Linked DNA regions of Homo sapiens: region 1 is linked to region 2. A link is a loop called in an ENCODE intact Hi-C map of the cell type or tissue named here. Cell type or tissue: ascending aorta. All regions are shown on one strand. Each heading gives the region's core, and the rest is flanking DNA. Links, peaks and the distances in the headings are about the cores only.

Region 1 (9,100 bases), core at 1-8,000, 51 kb after region 2:
CTGCCACTGAGGACCAGAGGGGCCAAGGCGACAAGGAGGACCAATCACAAAAGCCCACGGAGTTATCTGAAAATAGATGCTAGGAGAATTGATGAAAGCCGCTCGGCAGAGAGCAGAGCCTGGAAGGAAACACAGGAAAATGTGACCAGAGCTTGTCTCTGCGTGGGAGAAAGGATGAATAATTTTTCCCTTATGTGCATTTTTCTGTATTTTCCAAATTTTCTATAGTGAGCATATGTTGCTTTCATGATCAGAAAAGGACTATATTACTGATATGATTCTATTTATTATAAGTCAAATAGATATAATTCATTATGAGAATGAAATGAATTATTGTTAATAGTTATGAGATTAACATAAACAATCATCGTCGTGTATTGCCAGAAAAGTTATTAAGATGGTAGCAGTTGTTCTCGTGTCTCTAGCACATCCCCCTTCAGAGAAACTTTCAAATAGAAAACGAAACTGGGCATCTCTGCTATGCAAATATTGGTGGCTGTTGTCATATTCCTGCAACAGCCCTTGACAGTGGGCTGGGCTGGGTGCTGTTCTCACTTTAAATCCGGGGAGCTGAGGCTTGGAGGAATAAAGGGAACAGCCCCAGGACTTGAACAGAGCCCTTGGGTCACCCATGTCTCTACTGTAGCTTCCAGGCCGTTTCCCCTGGGGATCCAATGTGTTTCCTGTTGTCCCCAATCTTTTAAATTTTTTTCCATTATTAGAGTTAGTACCAGCAGCCAGGGTGGAACTGCAATTCGTGAAGATTGCATTGGCTTGCTTTAAAAGAATGGTATCTGTACGGGTCCCTTAACCATTCGAGGGGCACCATCGGGCTTGTGGGTCATGCTGGGAAGTGGCCCGGCTGCCTGTGACAGTTTCTCAGCCAGGCAGGGACTCTTTTCCACACGATGACACTGGAACTGAATGCCACACTCCTTCTCCTTGGAAGAAAAAATGGTGTGTAGGACAAGGACTCAGGACATGGGTGTGGAAGAATCTCTGTGGTACGAGCCCAGCCTGGAAGAACTCTTAGGTCAGAAACACCCCTTTTCTGACCTTATTTTTGAAAAGTGGGCCATTTCCAGCCCCTAATAACGGAGGGGGACCAATCTCCAAATTCAATGTACTTGATCTTAAGAATCGTTCTTTAAAAGTGAGTTAAAAGGCAAAGTAGCATGCTGTTGTCTACTCTAAAAGGCAATTTCTAAATTTGGATTAAAAAAAAAATTGTACTCTAGCTTGCAAATCCAGTGGCTCTCAGAATGCAAGTAAGATACACCACTCCTTGTGCTAAAATCATCTTAAGCAGTTTAAAATAAATCAAAACAAAACGATGTGAGCCGAGCATATGTCTCCCATCCCTTGTGTTTTGAAGGCCGAGTGGGCCAGGCTGCCTAGCACAGACCGGTTCAGTCCGAGAGCCGCCTGGGCCCAGATCTCGGCAGTCAATGATTTTAAGAGAGGGCCACAATGTCTCCTGGACCAAAGAGACCTAGGTCTTTTACTTTCCAAAGATGGCCTCGGTTCTAGACAAGGATTAAATTATAAAATAAATCATTACAGAACATAATCAACAGGTAAGATGAATAAATTGAAGACATTTATTTCCTCCAAGAAAAATGTCTGGCACTTGGAATTTTCAAGCTGCAAGTAGATGTACACATTTTCAAAAGATCTTTCTTTTCCTTCGCTTCCTCACACTGGGCACAGCAAAACATCTCTGCCTTCTAAAATAAAAACACATGCCACTTTAATTTAGCAAAGAGAAGCCAGAATGCAGAATCTTTGCAGAGATTTTTTTTTTTTTTAATTAAAAAGAGAGACTGACAACTTCATTTTATACCTTTTCACGGGAAGTGACCCTCCTCCCCATGGGTCAATAAGTTAACGCCAAATCGCGGCAAAACGGCGAATTCCATCTCTGAGGCTCTAGAAGCTCAATCTAGAAGGAGAGATTTTAATTGTAACCCCTAAACAGCAAATGCTGACATTTGTCTTGCTTTCAGATAGTCTCCAGACTGGGCCAGAACATGACTAATTTATTTTATCTTATCCATCTATCTAGGCACAGGATTAAAATATTTATATCAGTCTGTTCACTTTAAAATGTGCAGTTACAGACACCAGCTTCAGGGCCACTCCTTAATTTTTCACAGTTTTGGCTTTTCATTGTTTCCAGAAATGCACAGTCCTTGAATGGCGAACACTCGCAAATGCTGATGAAATCTTTAAGTGAGGAGCCTCTAAACTAATATGAAAATCTCCCCTTTCAGGCTGCGTGGACGCTGCCCGGCCACGGTGACGGAGCTGTTCCAATGCCTGCTTCCCGAGACAGGCCCATGAAATCATGCAGGCTTGAGCCCGGCTTCTAGAAGGAGCACGCCTCTGGCCAGGGTGGCTGGTGGAAACCAGTCCTGGCCAAGGGAGCCCCGGCCAGGCTGCCAGGTAGGCAGCAGGCGGCAGGGGGTTAATGTGGGGAGCGGGCAGGGGTGGGGTGGGAAGCCAGCTGGGGAAATGGGGGCTGCAGGGCCCAGCCCGACCAGGCACAGACACAGGGGGCTCTGTCTGCTTGCCCGCTGCCCTGGCACTGTGACTAACCGCCCCACTATTGTGAGTCTGAAGTCAGCCCTTTGTGTCGTCCCCTGGCGTCTGGGAGCACAGCCGAAGAACCCTTTCCAGCAGCCCCCCTCATTCTGGAACCTGCAGCCCCAACATCCATTCTTTCAGCTCTCAGGGTTGCTGGGGGCTGATGAGCCAGTGGAAGTATCCCTTTCCCTGGCCAGGAAGGGCCACCAGCAAAAAAGAAGCAGAAAACCAGTCTCCCCTACTCTGGGTGGGGAAGTGGGGGGCACAGGGACCTACTAAACCTACGTGACCGCCGTGGTAGCTGCTCCACACGCAGCAAAGGAGCCATTGAAATGGGGAGAGGCCAAATCGAATATGGAAAAAATGGCAAAATATCCCGTTCACAGTTTCATACGAGCAACACACTGAAATAGGATTTTGGAAATTTATATTAGATTAAAATGAATTTTAGTACTAAAGTGAATCTTACCCGCTTATTTTCACTTTCTGAAAATGTGGCTATTAGAAGGTGTTAAATGACAGATGTGGCTTGCATTTGTGGCTCGCGTTGTTTTGTGTGAGCTCGTGGGTTTGGGGGTGCTGGGACCTTGAAGGCTGCTTTCTCCTAGGGAGACAATGGCACTCCCTACCCATCATTGTCAGGAATACCAGGCCCTTGCAGCCACACTGTCTCCTGACCCTGGCCTTGCATTCCCCGTTTTGAGAATTGGGACTTACACACGCAGGTGTCTAGGAATCCTTTGTCAAACACTGGCATGCACACGAGTATGCCTGCACACCCACGTGCACATACACGGACACGCACAGACATACACAGCCCTGGCTCCTGTCCACCGCAGGCTGGAGCAACCTGTCCCAGCTAGCCTTCGTGGAAGCCAGATTCACAGGGCACCCAGATGCCCTCCAAACCCCCCCTGGACCCAGACATCTGACCCTTTGTCCTGGGACAGACAGGACCAACCCAGGCCACACCCGCCTTCCATGGGCCGGGGCACTTTTGGCTTCCTGGTTCCCTTCCTCCATAAATACTAAAAATTCTATTTTATGACTACATCAGACTAAAGGCCAATAAAACCAGGTCGAATTCATTGTCGTATATTCATTATTTTTATAGTCATTTTTTCTTCTGATTTTAAAAGAAATTAAAATGAAAACATTTCATGGGCCCTAGGCTCTATGCCTCGTGGGCTTGTGGGCCCAGACCATCCCTCTGAGCTCCCATGCCCAAACCCATGCCCCTGAGTCTCACCCAGCGAGGAGCACAGGGGGCTTGCCTGCCGTTTGTCCAGTGACCAGATAGATACCTTCTGAACTCATTCCTTAAGTCCTGCCCTCAGTAAACAGTGTGTGAATCCCTCACCAGATGCCAGAAAACGTTCCACATTATTTTTAAAACAGAAGTCAGTCAGGAGGAAGGCCTGGGATGCCAGTGTGGTTGAAGGCCCCAAGTCAGTGGGAGCTAAGACCCTCACCCGGTACAGGGCTGGGGTCTCCAACCGGGGACCTGGACACCATGTTTAACACCCAAGAGCAGGCCAGCAAACAGGCGTGCTGCTCTGGGTAGCGACTGGTACCGTGAGGTGCAGCCTCCGAGAGCACCAGGCCCCTTCTGCCTCCCACCCTCCACCCCTGCTGCAGGTGCTGCGGGGCCCCCGGTTCTGGATGGAGGTGCAGAGGAGGCTGGGCTTTCCGGCGTCCCCCAGAACCGGCATCGGCTGCTCTGGCCTTTCCCTTCCCAGGGAGCCACGGCGCCAGGCCTGGGCCCAAACCCTGCTCAGGAAGGACGGGCCGGTGCAGGAGATGGTTAAAATTCTGCATCCTTTTTGCATCCGCCTCCAGAGGAAGCGCTGCTTTCTCCCCCCACCACCCCCCCCCCAACCCCCCCACCCCGCGAAGCAGGAGGAGGGGGGAAAAAAGCTGAGAGCAGCAATTTGCAGGCCTTGGGATGTTTTTCTCCTTGACAGCCCCGGGCCCCGCCTCGCTCCGGCCCTTCCTCCGACTGTGCGGCTGGCCCTGTGGCCGCGGCTCGGTGTCTGCCGCTCCTGCCCGGGCCCCTGCACACGCGTCCTCCCCTCGGCGGGGAGGCCGGCTAGGGGCAGGCGGGCAGCGATGCCTGCGTCGGCCACAGCTGCCTGGCACTGCCCTCCTTTGTGCCTGCCTCCTCTGCCAGCCTCCGCTCCAACCTCCCCCCCCAACCCCGCAACGAGGCCTGCTCCTGGGCCCGGCCGCAGGGCCCGTTGCCCACAGAGCGCCCACCCTGCGCCCACCCGGGGTGCCCTCACCTTCTGGGCCCCTGGCTCCTGGCCTCGGGTCCTGCTGGTGCCCAGGTCGCCCGGCCCCGTCCTCCGTGCTCCGCGTTTGCCCCACCCTGCTGCCCGAGCTCGGCGGCGAGCCTGGCACGGTGCCAGGCTGCCTGGGAGCCCAGCCCGGGCAGGGCGAACTTTCCAGCGAGGGTGTGTATGGGGGGGAGCTGCGGGGTGAGGGTGGTGCCTGGGGAGGGAGAGGGCCCCAGGTGCCCGGCGGCCGGCCCCCGGCCCCCAGCCCCCAGCCCCTGGCCGGCCTGCGGGGGCCTCCCCTGCCTCCCGTCCCCAGAGTCCCACAGAGGCGCAGACAACACGAGCGCTTGAGTCCCAGCAGCCATGTGCAGGAGCCGGCAAACAAACAAAAGCCCTTATTTATTTATTTAGTTCACACTCCCAGATAAGGAGGCGCCTTTTGTGCACATAATTTCACACACATCAGAACGGAGGCGATGCCACGGTACTCCCCACAGCCCGAGAGCCCCGGACAGCCGCCCGGCCCTCATGAATAATTGCATCGCCTCGGCCTGGGCATTTCCATATTTAAATTGGGCAGCAGCGTATGATTAATTAAGAAGGAAAAAGGCAAAAAGGAAGAAAAGCAGTGGGGGTGGGGAGCCGGACACTCTGGGCAGCGCAATGTGCCAAGGTGCCCGCGGCAGCTTAACTCCTCCCATGCCAGGGCCCAGGGGGAGGCCACAGCAGGGGCTGGGAGGGGAGGCTCCCAAGACCCTCAGCCTGGAGGGCGGCATGTCCTTGCCTGCTGTCCTGTGTCGAGTGCCACCCCAGCCTCACATGCTGCCTGGGGAAGGTTCTCTTCCTCCTGTTCGTATTCCGGGCAGCTCACCATTGCTCAGGTCAAAATGTGCCATGCCAGTGCTGGGGAAAGAGACACACCGAGGCCCCCCAGTGGGGCACTTCCAGCGGGAACTGACCTGTCTTTTGCCCTGCACAGCTTCACCCTACATCCCTGCCACATGCAAGCTGCAACGCTGCCCTGCCTGGGGAGGCTCTGCGGCCCATCCCCACTCTCACAAGCCTCCTCCTCCAAAGGGCTGGCTCTTCTGGCCCTGAAAGCAGCCGGCCTGTTCCGGGAGTGGGGCAGGAAGGCCTGCCACCCTTCTAGAAAGATTTTTGGCTAAGTGAGTGCCAGGAAAGACTATATTCCTAAGGCAAGAAGTGGCCCCGGATTTAGAGTCTGGCCATCACCAAGGTTTGGCCTTATTGTTTGCCATTTGTGTGGCCTGAGGCAGGTTATCTGGCCTCTCTGGGCCTCGGTCTGCCTGGTTGCAAAATGGGAATGATATGAATGCCCACTATTCCTGCCCTGTGGGGTCCCGGCGAGCAAGAGCAGCTCCTGGTTGGCAGAGAGCCTGCCCGAGTTCCCAGACTCGTTGTCCTTGTGGTGGGCTGAGGTCTGAGCCAGAACAAGTCCAGATAGACCCAGGACCATGCAGCCCTGCCCCTGCTGAGGCCCCAGGACACTGGTCAGAAATTTGCTGAGAAAATAATCTGAATTCTTGTGGCCAAGAGTGTCCTAGGGCCACCAGGCCTGGCTTGGTTGTGGGGGGCCCATCTGCCCTTGAGCGTATGCAGGGGTGTGTGGAGTGGGAGGGCTCTGGGGCAGGACCAGCTGCCCAGCAAGAGCCTCCTAGGGGTCCTCTGGGGTCTGGGCAGCATTATTATCACCCCCTCCTTTACAGCTGGGGGAACTCAGGCATAGAGAGTTCAGGAGCATACCTGAGATCACACCAAAGTGGGGGCCCTGGGATTTAAACTCAGAGCACCCCAAATCCCATCCCAAGGCTTTTCTTTTCTCTTTTTGAGATGGGGTCTTGCTCTGTTGCCCCTGCTGGAGTGCAGTGGCGTGATCACCGCTCACTGCAGCCTCAACCTCCCAGGCTCAAGTTATCCTCCTGCCTCAGCCACCCAAGTTGCTGGGACTTACAGGCGTGTGCCACCATGCCCAGCTAATGTTTTTTTTTTTAACCTTTGTTGCTCAGGTTGGTCTCAAACTCCTGGGCTCATGCAATCTTCCTGCCTCGGCCTCCCAATGTGCTGGAATTACAGGTATGAGCTACCGCGCTCAGCCCAAACCCAGGGCTCTTAACCACCCTACTATGTACTGTGCTGGCCCCCGGTCAAGGGAGAGAACTCACGTCAGGCAAAAATGTTTTACAGAGAGGCAGCTAAGTCTTTTCCACAGTGGATGACACAGTCCCCCTCACAAACCACCCCACAGATCCAACCCCAAGGAACTCTGCTTCTACGTGTGCCCTTGGGGCAAGGGATGCAAAGCACCAGGCGATGGAGCTCAGAGGATGGCACTCTTCCAGAGAGCTGTGTGTCTCTGGGAAAGCTAACACACCTCTCTGAGCCTGTTGCTACAGCTTTACCATCAGCGATGTGACTGCAAGCCTTCTCAGCTGCCTGTCAGCAGATGCACAGGCCTGTGCACAGAGCTCTGCGGAGACCACGCCGACATCGCCGCACACCCACCCTCCTGCTCATGGGACAGACCATTCACACCTGCTTCACCACCAGCCACAGGCTTGTCGGAAGGAGCAGACTCTTCTCCACGGACAAGCCACTGCCCCTTTGAGGGCCTCAGCTTCCTTACCCTATGAGATGAGGAAACAGATCTTCACTTGCCACAGGACTTGGGGGGATGAAAAGGTAACCTCCGTAAAGCTGCCCCTGGTGTGGGGAAGCCACCCCATAGATGACATTGCCCGCCCTCCCCCTAGGCCCAGAGCTCTACAGAGTCCTCAAGCTGGTGTCCCTCCAGGCTAAAACACTTCCACCCCCTGGGCAGTGCACTACAGGGTGGTGGGGAAGGGGCCATCTGTGGAAGAAACACAGGGCCTGGCCTGGGGTCCTGGGCAAGACCTCTGTGACCTCAGTTTCCCCAGATCCCTCCAGGTGTGACCTTGTAGATGGCCTCTATTCTGGATTCACAGCTGCTGAGGAGGAGGAAGAGGACACTGAAGGCATTCCTTCAGTCCCCTGGGGAGGTTCAGATGCTCAGACTCCCTGATACCACCTTTCCTGGGCAGAATAAAGTCCCCAAGATGTCCAAGCCCTAATCCCTGGAGCCTGGGAAAGTGTTACCTCCCAGACCAAAGGGACTTTGTAGGTGTGTGATTGAGTTGAAGATCTGCAGTGAGAGGGTAGCCTGGATTAGCCACGTGTGCCCAAAAGCAGAGACTCCTTCCCAGCCGTGGTCAGAGACAGAACAAGGGGACGCTGCTGGCTTTAAAGACGGAAGAAGGGACGAGGAGCCAAGGAGTGCAAGTGCCGCCAGAGGCCAGAAAAGGCAAGGGATGGATTTTTCCCCTGGAGTTCCAGGAGGAACCAGCCCTGCCAACACCTGGATTTTAGTTCTGGGACCCCACCTCAGACATCTGACCCCCTTGACTGTAAGGTAATAAATGTGCGTTGCTTAAGCCACTGAGTCAGCCATAAGTTGTTACATGGCTGCCACAGGAAACTAACAGGCCCTCCCCTCTGGCCCCAACATGCCCAGCTGCCTGTGAAGGGGAAGAAGGATGGCACAAGGCACGGCCCTCATCGATGTGTTCACACACCTTGCTCCCCTACTGAGCTGGCCCTGGGGCTGCAGACCTGATCCCTGCTCTCAGGAGCCTTCGCCAGCTGAGAGACGCCCGCAGAGCCTCCCCTCCACTGCGGAGGCTCGAACCTTCCCTCCTGCTGCTGCTGCCCCATCCTCTCCTCTTCCTCCTGCTGCTGTTTGTTGAGTGCTCCCTGTGAGTAGGCACCAGGCTAGTGTCCTCCTCCCAACCCCAGCCTCATAGGCTCAGCGGTCAGGCCACCCGAGCAGTCACATTGTAGACCCCTGAATCCTGCCCATGGTTTGGCAGGACAAAGGGCCTTTTCTGCTTCAGAGTCACAAATGTGTCCTCCTCACAATAAGGGTGGCATGGAGGTCCCTGGGCCAGTGCCTCAGCCTATTGAGCCTGGGGTCCTTGTCTGTACAGGGGGATGAAGGTAGCACCTCACAGATGGCGATAAACCCAGCCAGTGCAGGGCAGGCAGTCAGCGCTCCAAACTCGCTTCAAGTCTTTGCCTATGCTGCCAATCAAGTCAGCTGTGGGAAGAGTCAGGTTTTTCTCTTGAAAGTCAGGGCCGGGCACGGTGGCTCATGCCTGTAATCCCAGCACTTTGGGAGGCTGAGGTGGGTAGATCACAAGGTC
Region 2 (10,635 bases), core at 1,024-9,023:
CCCACCCCCTCAGGCTGGACTGGCCACCTGGGCTGGCTGGGTCCCCTCACACCTACTGGGTTCTGACTCATGGTCCCAGCAGGCTAAAAAGGGGGTGGGGCAGGACAGCCCAGTGGGCGGAGCTGTGAGAATCCAGGCCGGCCTCTGGGCTATGCTCTGGGCAGGTCTCATGCCCTCGTGAGCCGTGGTCTCCCCACTGAGGCAAGGGGTCAGCTGCCAGGGCCCCCGTCATCAGCCATCGGAGCTGGAGTGCAGGTGGGGACCACCATACTGATTCCAATGGCCCCAGCCTGGCCCCCACAGGTCCCCCAGGCCAGGACTTCAGCCTCCTAGAGCCTACAGTGCTCACCATGGGGGGACCCAGCCCACAGGTCGGGCTCTATAACGTGTGGCAGAGACAGAATGGGAGACAGGCCCCTAGTCCACCCTGGTCGTCACCACAAGTGCCCTCCCCCTGGGCCCCCAGCCCCACCTGGGAGAAGCAGATGTGACTCAGTTTCCCTCATTCGGCCTTTCTCGTTCTGGGCTAGACTTACCCAGGTGGCATCTTGAGTCATCCTGGGCGATGGCAGGTGGCCTCGGGGCATGAGGGCTGCACTCCAGGATGCCCGGTGGCTAGGTGACAGGAGAGGCCAGCGCAGGAGCTTCTGTCCCCAGGGAGTGCTCGAGGCAGGCTGGGCCCTGCAGACAGGCGGTGCACACAACAGAGCCCAGGGCCAGAGAGTGAGTCTTCAGGGTGTGGAGGTGAGGCTGAGCCTCTTCCACTCAGACGCCCTGCAATGAACCACGGCTCCTTCAGGCCCTGTCCAGCCTGAGGGGTGCACCACCAGGGTCAAAGATCACCATGCCCCAAGTGCACAGTGGGCAGATGAGGTGGGCCAACGGGGGGAGCTTGCTGGAAGAGTGGCGGGAAGACAAGAAGAGACATGGCTTCAGGGGAGGCCACAGCCTGGGCGAAGGTTTGGCTGTGAGACCATCAAGTCCCCACCTAAGGACCTCTGTGCCTGAGGGTGGGGCCTGGAGAGGACCGGGAGTGGCCTGGCTCTGAGATAGCCCTCCCTCCCTATCAGACCTCCCACGGCTCCTCCTACCTCCAGAGCCAGGATGGCAGGAGGCCCAGCTCACTGTGAGGAAGGCCAGCCCCAGGCAGGGGCTCCAGGTCAGCGCCACTTCTTGACCTGTTGGGTTTTAAAAACAAAAGTGACAAGTGTCAGCTCTGGAAGAGACGTGGCCTTACCCAGCTCTGAACCCCTTTGTGACCTTGGGCCTTGCCCAGCCGTCCCGCACCAGAACCGACACTCCAGCCTGGCCCGTCTCTCGCCTAGTGGCTCACCCACCCCTGTAAGGGCCTGGATGGAATGTGGAATGGCCTCCGTGGCCAGCCCTGTGTTGGACAATGCCAGGTCAGAGGGGACCAAGACCCAAGCCTGTCCTTGAGTGGTCAGTGGTCATGTCCCCCTGCTGGGAAGCCTGTGCCCTGCCAGGCTGGTGCCTGGATGCTCTAGGGCCCAGAGGAGGGCAGCAGGATGCACAGGGGGGACAGCCTGGTGCTGCTTTCCCGGGTGCCTGGCCTGTCAGCAGGTGGCTGGACTATGGAGGGAGGGGTTAAGCCCCCATTGCACCGAGGAGGATGCTGAGGGTCCAGGGGGGCTGTGGCTTCCCCTGGGACCCAGGACGAGGAAGGCTTGGGGTTCTCCCACGAGCGGAAACCCCCGGGAGGGGCCCACAGCATCCAGTCTGGGGCTGCAGGGCTTCGGCAAGGTCTTGTCCAGTGAATGAAAACTTCACCTCACGCCAGCCCATTCTGGCAGGAGTGCCCTTGCAGGGTGCGCACGGGGTGCAAAGGCCAGGGAGGTGCATCCAGGCAGGAAGGGATGTGGGTCCCCGGGGCTGAGCCCAAGACGCTGGATGGGAGCAGACATACCGTGGTTCCCTGCAGCCCTGTACCGTGTGACCTCGAGCAAGAGCAGCCCTGCTGGGGACCGGGAGAGTCACCCACCAGGCTATTGAGGGGCCTGTGGGGACACTGGGTGGGGGGTGCCCTTCCCTCCTCCTCCCTGAGCACCAGCCCTGCCCACGCTCCCAGCCAGCTAGGCCGTCTACCACTGTTGACACCCTCTCTACTGTCTCTGCCCCTCCCCAGCATGCCCGCAGCCCGGGCTCCCCCTCCAGCCTCCCAGAGCAGCAAGTGTCCCGGGCAGGCCTCTGCTCCCAGCATTGCCCTGGCCTGTCCCTCTGCCAGGCACAACCACCCTGCTTTTTCCTGCTCCTTTCCCCTGAGGGCCCTGTGTTCCCTGGTGAGTCCCAGCTCTGCCCGCAAGGCTCTAGGACTCGCATCTGGACCACCCAGGCCTGCAGTGGTCAGGGAGCCTGAATGTGGCAGTGCCCGCTCCGGGGGACTCTGAGGAGGGTGTATGGACACATTTCCTGCACACCCAACCCTGCTGTGCTCCACAGGACCAGGACACAGATGCTGTGACCTCAGCGGGCTCCACCCCCACCGCAGGAGGATCTGCACGCAATCAGGAGAACTCCAGCCGACAACCAGGGCTTTCTGGGGTGTGGGGTGGGGAAAGACTGATGTTTCAGCTTCGTGACCCACTCATGGAGCCATTTCTGAGCTGGTGGGGAGAAGGCCAGTTGCACGTGTTGTGGGGTGTGTGCGGGGGTGATCTCCAGGCCCACCTACCTGGCAGCCCTGGGGGTGAGCATGGGGCTCAGGCCTGGGGAGACAGCAGGAATCTCCCCTTTCTCAGGAGGCTTCCTGAGACAGACCAGAGAAACCCTTCGCAGCCAGCCTGGATGAGGGCTGGGAGGGCCATGCAGCGTAAACGGTGCTCCTTGAGCAGAGCTGACGGGGAGTGAGCAGTCGGCAGGCGCTCTGCCATCTGCCAGCTGCCACCTCCCGGGCGCTGCCCCGGCCCCACGGTGTCTGCCCGTGGGCAGGGTGCCCGGCAGGCCCAGGCGGGGGAGGGGCCGGGCCAGCCAGGACAGGTGTGCGGAGGCCTCGGTGGGCAGGTGGCCATTTCAGGGCCGGGCGGATGTCTGGAGCAAGTGAGGCAGACAGACGGTGTCACCCCGAAGTCACCTCGGGCTTGGCTCAGGGCCACTGGGAGCCGGACCCCCCCAAGGAGCACACCCCCGCCACCCTGATTGGGTTTCTCCCCATAAAGCGGCCAGTGTCTCTGCTCAGCAAGCCGTGCCAACAATGGATCTGGGAAAAAGACAGGGAGGGGTGGCGTCCGGGGGCTAGGACGGGAGGCGGGCCTCCTGCAAACACGGCCCAGAAAGCTAACGAGACACACACGGGGCAGCCTGCGGCTCTGGCTCGGCCGCAGCAGGGCAGGGACCAGGGCGAGGTGTGGGAAGCATGTTAAAAGGACCAAAAACCCAGCCATCAGCAGAAATATCTGATTGCAAAATTAAAAAAGAAAATCAATGCAGAAACGTCCATGATCTAAAAATATCAAACTTAAATCAAGATGGGACGGGTAAGGGTTACTGACCTCTCCTCTGGCCTCAGGCTGCAATACAGCTAGGCCGCCCACAGTCTCACGGTCCCCAACAGCATGCCATGGGGACGCCGCGGCAAAGCCACAACTGGAACTGCACTCCTCAGATCCAGGCTCCTCCCCCGGCCCTGCACACTGCACGCAGGTGGGAAGGGGGTGCCCCCAGGATGGAGCGTGGCCCGGACCCCAGGGCTGCCTTCCTTCCAGGGCTGCCTTCCTTCCAGGGCTGTCTGGGGTCCCAAGGTCCCCTCACTGGCCCTCCTGTTAGCACCCTCCCTGTCTGGCTTCCCCAAAACTGACACCCACGTGCTCCGGGTCAGGGTCTCCACCGTCGGGGGTCTGTGCCCTGTCTAGCTTCCTGCTTTCCTGTTCTCTCATAGCCACTAAGTTCTCAGTGGGGGTGGGGGGCAGGCTCAGGGAATGTCCACTCCCTGGGGCAGGGGCCAGGCCTGCTGTGGCCACATGTCCTGCACCTAGAACAGGGCCAGAGGTCCAGCAGACACCAACATTGTGGCCACAGGTGTCAGCGTGGAAGCTCACAAGAGTAACGCAGCACCCGAGACACCTGAGGGCTGGCACTGGCAGGGGAGGACCCTGCTCTGCAGACACACCTGCGTCCATGGGGCACAGCCCTGGGGGCTGCCAGGCTTGGTTCTGACCTGCTCTGTCTCCCTCAGTGATGGGCCTGGGATGGGGTAGGTTAACCCCTCTGGGCCTCAGCTGCCTCCTCCGTATGATGGGTCAGGACGCCAGCCCCCAGGGCTGTGGGGAGAATCCGGGGAAGCTGCTCTTTAATGCTCCCGGGTTACGCAAACAGGCTTGCTTGGAGTCCAAAGGGGAAAAGCAGGAATGCGGAGCCCGCTCTTCTCCTGTGGGGATCTCTGTCTGGTGTTTAATCATTAGGCATACTTTTAACCTCAAAGGCGTGTACTTATCTGAAAACATTCTTAATTCAAGCCACAGTCTGGGTCACAAGGTGGGGAGGGCAGGAAAGAATCGGGGGTGGCAGGGGGCGGTGACCAGATGCAACTACATCATTAAAAATACCCCAGCCTGAACCCCGCCCTGTGGTCACCCCACCCAGCAGCAACTCCCCACCAGAGACCAGCCCTTCTGCGGTGGGGGGCTTTTCCTGCCGGGAAGCCTGGGGCTCCCGTGTGCCCCAGGAGGATGCGGGCCTGGCCTGGCATGTGGGGCGACTCTGGTCTGGGCGGGCAGGCGGGCAGCATTCCTCCTTCCCATGCCCGGCTGGGTTTTCCCAGGGTGAAGGCAGGGCCTGGGCAAACTTCGTTTCGTGGTGACGGAATGTTCTGTCCAGGAACCACAGGGAGAGGAGTCTGGGCGGGGTGTAGGGTGGCATCCAGAGACCTTCCCAGGCCTCAAGGGTTTGGCTGGGTGCCCGGCAGGTGTCTGGGGAAGGGTCTCCTCCAGCGAGGAACTGACCCACGGCCACGTGGCGAACACAGGCCACCGTGGGGTCCACCCGGCACCACCCCATGCTGCCCAGAGGACCTGCGTCGACCCCTAGAAAAAGCACACACTCATCAAACGCCATTCTCTGCTTCACGTGGTGATTTCTCCTGCCTTCTTCTAGGAGGCACACTGCCCTCCAGGGGATCTTGTTGCAAGGATAGCAGGAACCGATGTGTGGCCAACCCCACAGGGCTCCCACAGGGCTCCCACAGGGTCCACCTGCCCCCTCCCCGCCTGGCCAGGGGCACAATTGTCCTCCACGGCCAACACCCAGCATCTCCCTGATGCTGCTCTGCAGCCACCCTGGCCCCTGGGGGTTCCTGGAGACCGTCCCTTCGGAAATGTGCCACTTGGGATCCTCTGGCTACTGGAAGGGCAGGTGCATGGGCCTGTGACGGGGCAGGAAGCAAGCTCAGAGGCTCAGGAGAGGCCGAGGGGCTCTGGTGGGGAGGGAGATGCTGTCTGGAATGGCTGAGGTTGCGGGGATGGGGCCTGCAGGAGAGTGGGGGCTGTGGAGGGGCCCAGGAGGGAACAGGTCCTCCACTCCTGTGTGTCAGAGACTTTGGCTGGCCCCAACACAGGGAAATCCTGGCCAGAGTGCGGCCCTGCCCTCTTCCTGAGGATGGCGGTGCCCCTCTCTAAGCCAGAAGTTGGGCCGGCCACTGAGAGACCCACTCCCGGCCGGGCCAGGCCAGGAGCGCGATAGGTGCAGCCGTCAAGGCCTGAAGGCGTCACCCCTGCAGAGGTGCCGGGAGCCCAGGTGGGCCCCACACCCGCCTGAGCTGCCCTCGGCCCAGGGCTCCCCCGCCAGCGAGGCTGTACTGGCCCGGCCCTGGCTCAAGGCTTCTCCGTCTGCTCAGCAGGGCTGCCTCAGGGTGGCGAGGGGCCGGCAGGGCTGGGTGAGGGGCCAGGACTCCCGGGCTGCCTTGCCAAAGGCTGGCTGGTGCCAAGCCTGGGGCAGCCACGGCCAAGGCCAGACTGGGCGGGGGCCGGCGCTGGGCTCTGTCCAGGCCGCCAAGGGCAGGCAGGCAGGCCATGGCCGCCCTCCCTCCCAGGCCTCTCCAAGGCCACGGCCACCTCAGCCACAAAATGGCGGCAGGCCGGGCGGCCATTTTGCAGAGCGCTTGGAAGACAAAGGCCGCCGCGGGTGGGAGTGGTGATGGGGCCGGGAGGAGCAGGAGCCACCGGAAAAGCAGCACAGTGCCCGCCCCGCGCACGGCCCCAGAGACAGGCAGGTGGGCCCTTCTTCTGCCTAGGCTCCCAGCAGCCGGGGCTTCTAGAGGCCTTGTCGTCCCGTCTAAGGGTCTTGCAGTGGCCCCGGGGGACTGGGGGCTGCCTGGGGCACTGATGCCCTCCCATGTTGCAGCCCAGGTGGCCTAGCCTGAGGCATGACCTCTGGGGGAGGTGGCAAGGGCCTACTGAGCCTGGGCTTCCGGATTCAAAACCTTCTTTTGCCCCCAGACCCGGGGAGGGCCGCCCCTCATTTGCCTGAGGTTGGAGTGGTCCCCAGACAGGCGGCTCGAGGGCCTGGCCTGAACTCCGGGGACCACTGTGCCATGAAGTGGCTGCCACGGGAACGCTGGGGAACCTGCTCCAGGGATCGGAGGCTGCTCCCCGCTCCACCTTCCACGGCACCCCCCCAACAGCGTGGAACTTTCGGGGCCCTGCCGACAAGGGTCGGGGGTGGGGCCCACTCGGCCCCTCCTGGAGCCCTGCCCCAGCCAAGCTCAGCACCAGCCACTTCCCAAACAAGCCCCGAGCCCCGTCCTGCTTATCTGCCTGGTGACCGTCTGTCCACTCCCCTCTTGTGTCCCCTTCTCCGGCCTCCTCTGGACAAAAGGCACGGGCCCCATTGCCCCCAACAAACACTCGCTGGATGCAGAGTAGAGCCTGGCAGGCAGCACCTCCAGATCCAACAGATGGGCGGCCCCAGGGTGCCACAGGGACGCCTTCCTGCCCCCGCCCAGCAGTGGTCTCCATGTGTCTTCACCAGATCTTATTGGGAACCCAAAGGTCCAGCAGCGAGGCTGCTCTTGGGCTGGGGGTGCAGCCACATGGCACTCCCTCCCGACCTGCACAGAGCAGAAGCCTGTGATCGTCACCAACCCCACTGCACAGACTGGGAGGCCAAGGCCCAGGGCGGCCGAGCTGTGGCTGGCAGAGGGGTGTTTGTGGGGCCGCCGGGTCAGGGGAAGATGGTACTCACACACCTGAGGACTCAGCCCAGGCCTCTGATGGGGACCGCCGATCCAGAGCCACGGGCAGGGCCTTCATCAAAAAACAAGAATGAAATTAGGGAAAAGCCTGCACAGTGTTCATGGGGTGGGGGCTGCCTGGGTGACACAGGGCAGCATCAAGGGCAGGTGCCACTGTCCCCATCACCGTGTCACCAGTTGCCCTGACGACTCTCTGGGTGTGAACGGCACAGCCACCTCGCCTGTTCCCGGGGCCTCTCCCACGTGGCTGCTCCACGGTGGGGCTAGACCAGCTGCACACCGCAGGCTCCTGGGCACATGCTCCCAGCTGGGGACCTGGCCGGTGTGAATGCTTTGCCACTGTGACACACCCACCAAAGCCCCTCACACCTGGTGACTCACTCAGTCCTCGTGACAACCTGATCAAACGCAGGAATGGAGCGGCTCTTCCTTCCCCCACAGCCACAGCCAGCGCAGGAGCAACTGTGCTCCCCATGTTTCAGGGATGAGGGAACGGGGACCCAAAGAGGTTTACCTGCCGGCGCACGGGCACTAGGAGGTCCTTCTGTGTTGGGTGAGCCCAGGAAGCCCCCATCAGGAGGCCCGTTTTCCTTTTTCAGGGACAGCCAAGGGCCTCTGACTCCCCAGTTCTCGAGGCCAGCCCAGCTGGGTGGGTGAGGTGTTTTTGGAGAAGGGCACGTCGTACCCGGGACAGCTGGAGCAGCGACACGAGGCTGCGGGATGAACTGGGAGCCTGCTCCTTCCCAGAGCTGGACATGGCAGTGCTTTCAGCTCACTACTGTGTGGGGAGCAAGGCCCCCAGCCTGGGCCATGCCTGAGGCCAGGTGCCCAACCAACCAGGCCAGGGAGGGAAGCCAGAGCTGAGGAGGCAGCAGCCTTGGCCACTGCCAGGAGCACTGGGGCTGGGGGCCTGGCCCACCCCGGCACCATCCCGGCAAGGGTCTGAGTGGCAGGGCCTGAACCCACTGCACAGCCAGACTTCGGAAGGCTCGGCCCAGACCCCAGACCTTCCCCGCCCCTGAGGGATCTGGTGGCCCCACACCTTGGCGAGACAACGTTCATGGAACCCAGAGGTGTTTCTACTGCGGGGCAGCTTGGGGCCAGGGCCCTGCTCTGCTGTATGCCAGCCTGGTGGCCAGGGCAAGCCCCGTGGGCTCTGGGAGCCTCAGGGGAGGGGCACTCAGCAGGGCCATCAGGAAGAGGGATGACTCCATGTGACTGGCTCAGGGCTTGGCCCACAGGAACTCCTAACAAATCTGAACCGAATCAAGAAGGTGTTTCACCCAGGTGAAACCTGCAACAGCAGGTGGCTGTCCTTGCACCCTGTCCCATCCCTCATCACGGTGAGGGCTCAACTTCATGCTCACTAAAGTTTCTCCCAGACAGAGAGTGCTGCTCAAAGCCAACAGGGAGGTGCCGCGTGAGGGCCATCACTCTGCATTTTGTCCATAAAGACAGCCCCGACTTACCAGGATCCAACTTAAGATTTCTCAACCCAAAGGGATATGAATTCAGTAGAAACCAACCACACTTCAGTACAGTGTTGAATAAATAACAGGAGATCTTCAACACTTTATCATGAATAGGCTTTGTGTTAGATGATTTTGCCCAACTAGAGGCTAACATAAGTGTTCTGAGCACGTTTCAGGGAGGCTGAGCTGAGATATGATGTTTGGTAGTTAGGTGTATTAAATGCTTTTTTGACTTACAATATTTTCAATTTACAGTGGGTTTCTCAGGACAAACCCCACTGCAAGTCAGGAAGCATCTGCATTTTCAGCAGGACTGAAAGATCAAATGCAGGGCCATTGTAAGGGCTTGCTTGCTTCTGTCTGGGTATAAAAAGGCATCAGGCTGGGCGCAGTGGCTCACACCTGTAATCCCAGCACTTTAGGCCAAGGCGGGCAGACCAGCTGAGGTCAGGAGCTCAAGACCAGCCTGGCCAACATGGTGAAACTCCGTCTCTACTAGAAATACAAAAATTAGCCTGGTGTGAGGCAGGCACCTGTAATCTCAGCTACTCTGGAGGCTGAGGCAGGAGAATCACTTGAACCCGGGAGGCAGAGGTTGCAGTGAGCCGAGATCGCACCACTGCACTCCAGCCTGGGAGACAGAGTGAGACTCCCGTCTCCAAAAAAATAGAAAATAAAAACATTAAAAAAAATTTAAAAAGGCGTCTGGGTATTTGACATGAGAACAAACCTCTGTCCCCTCGACCTGCATGTGGAGGCCACCTGGGGCCGCTGCTGATGCCCTTCAACCTCTCGGGAGAAGAAAAAGTGCCACTCCACCATCTGCAGAGGCTGCTGAGGTCACACTGTGGTCCCCCGGGGCCCATTCTCAGGCTGTGGATGCCAGGTCCATTAGGCAGTCTTGGAGCTGGCCGATGTGGCTTCTCAGCATGGTTCTGCCATGGGGTGCCAAGCCATCACCCGTCTCACGTCTGGGTTTCCCATGCACCCACATCTGCACCCACTCCTGAAGGACAGGGCGGCCTCTCCATCAGCCAGAACCCAGGGTACCCAGAACAGGAACGAGTCCCTTCAGAAAACCAGCCAGTGCCGGGTATCAAGGGGGCCACGCGGCCGCCGGCTCTGGTTGGGGCTGTGGCTCCTGTTATTGCCACCAAGTGTGGGTGAGGCACGGGGCTAATGCCATGGTGTGGCCAGCAGGATGCCACCTCCTGAGCGTGAGGCCCATGAGAGGTGGGCAAGGCCGAGGGACCTGCCCGGCTGAGGCTTCCCCATCCTGGGCCAAGGCCTCCAAGGGGAGCAGTTTTGAGTCAGCTAAAAAACAAACGCTGCTGAAGGAGTCCCGGTCCCCATGGACCTTCAATGGCTCCCCCAGTCCAAGCCAGCACCCCAGAGGCCCTCCACAGCCCCAGCAGCCCCCAAGGCTGCAGGCCAGAGTAGGGCCAGGCTCCTGATCCCCAGTCTCCGTCTCTGCAAGAACAGTGTGGGACGGTGGCCCTGCCTTGCTGGTGGTCCTAACGGAGGGTGTGTGACCCCTGTGGTGATTACGCCAGCATCTGGCATCTGACGAGCACTGAGTAAGCACCTTCTGTGTGCGACCAGCCTCATCTTCCACGGATCATGCATATTGGGGTGCTGGTCCCAGCCCTGGACTGTCCACTCCCCTGCAGGCCTCTTCTCCTCCACTCCAGGCCCTTTCCCACACATCCTGAGCCTCAGCAGCTGCACACGGTGCCCCCTGCCCATGATCCAGGGGACACACCCTTGCAGCCTCCCTGGACATGTCAGTCCAGGCTTGGGAGTCAGAGACTCAGGGAGGGGCACATTCCATGCTCAGTCCTGTGTGAGGGACACGCCTGTGGGGTCTGTTTCATTTGGACCCTAGAGACCAACACTGCTGCCTGTGGGATGTCAGAGGGATTACATTAGGTGGTGGCCAGCTGTGTATACAGGGAGGGCTGG

The links. A loop is a pair of places that touch in the nucleus more often than their neighbours do. Peaks named below come from ENCODE experiments on the same cell type or tissue, not always from the same donor. Only the 100,000 strongest peaks of a DNase experiment are listed, where the experiment ranks them.
Region 1: it touches region 2 in a loop (1.9-fold over the local background); 6 of 110 quality-filtered maps call a loop at or near these places.

What each region holds. Positions count from the first base shown.
Region 1 is chr22:46,049,689-46,058,788 of GRCh38, reverse strand. The region is part of intron 1 of LOC124905135 (collagen alpha-1(III) chain-like); the gene reads right to left. PRR34 (PRR34 long non-coding RNA) reads left to right here and starts at 4,564. Exons shown (of 2, transcript NR_165243.1): 1 at 4,564-5,039; 2 at 6,890-9,100. PRR34-AS1 (PRR34 antisense RNA 1) reads right to left here and starts at 4,943. Exons shown (of 3, transcript NR_027034.1): 1 at 4,869-4,943; 2 at 1,844-1,942; 3 at 267-1,727. RefSeq lists an enhancer at 415-464 and silencers at 4,654-4,813, 5,054-5,173. In ascending aorta, for the core only: no CTCF peak of the experiment used is centred there; DNase peaks (open chromatin) are centred at 548, 3,428, 4,428, 4,978 and 5 weaker places; H3K4me3 peaks cover 6,855 bases; H3K27ac peaks cover 8,000 bases.
Region 2 is chr22:46,099,810-46,110,444 of GRCh38, reverse strand. LOC124905135 (collagen alpha-1(III) chain-like) reads right to left here. Exons shown (of 2, transcript XM_047441696.1): 2 at 1-10,635. The coding sequence starts at 6,965. The coding sequence ends at 5,856. It overlaps MIRLET7BHG (MIRLET7B host gene), which reads right to left. Exons shown (of 5, transcript NR_110479.1): 4 at 1,092-1,178; 5 at 1-681. Among named protein-coding and RNA genes, the nearest start is that of MIRLET7A3, 7.6 kb to the left of the region's middle. RefSeq lists an enhancer at 5,274-5,788. In ascending aorta, for the core only: a CTCF peak has its summit at 5,622; no DNase peak of the experiment used is centred there; H3K4me3 peaks cover 1,837 bases; H3K27ac peaks cover 7,827 bases.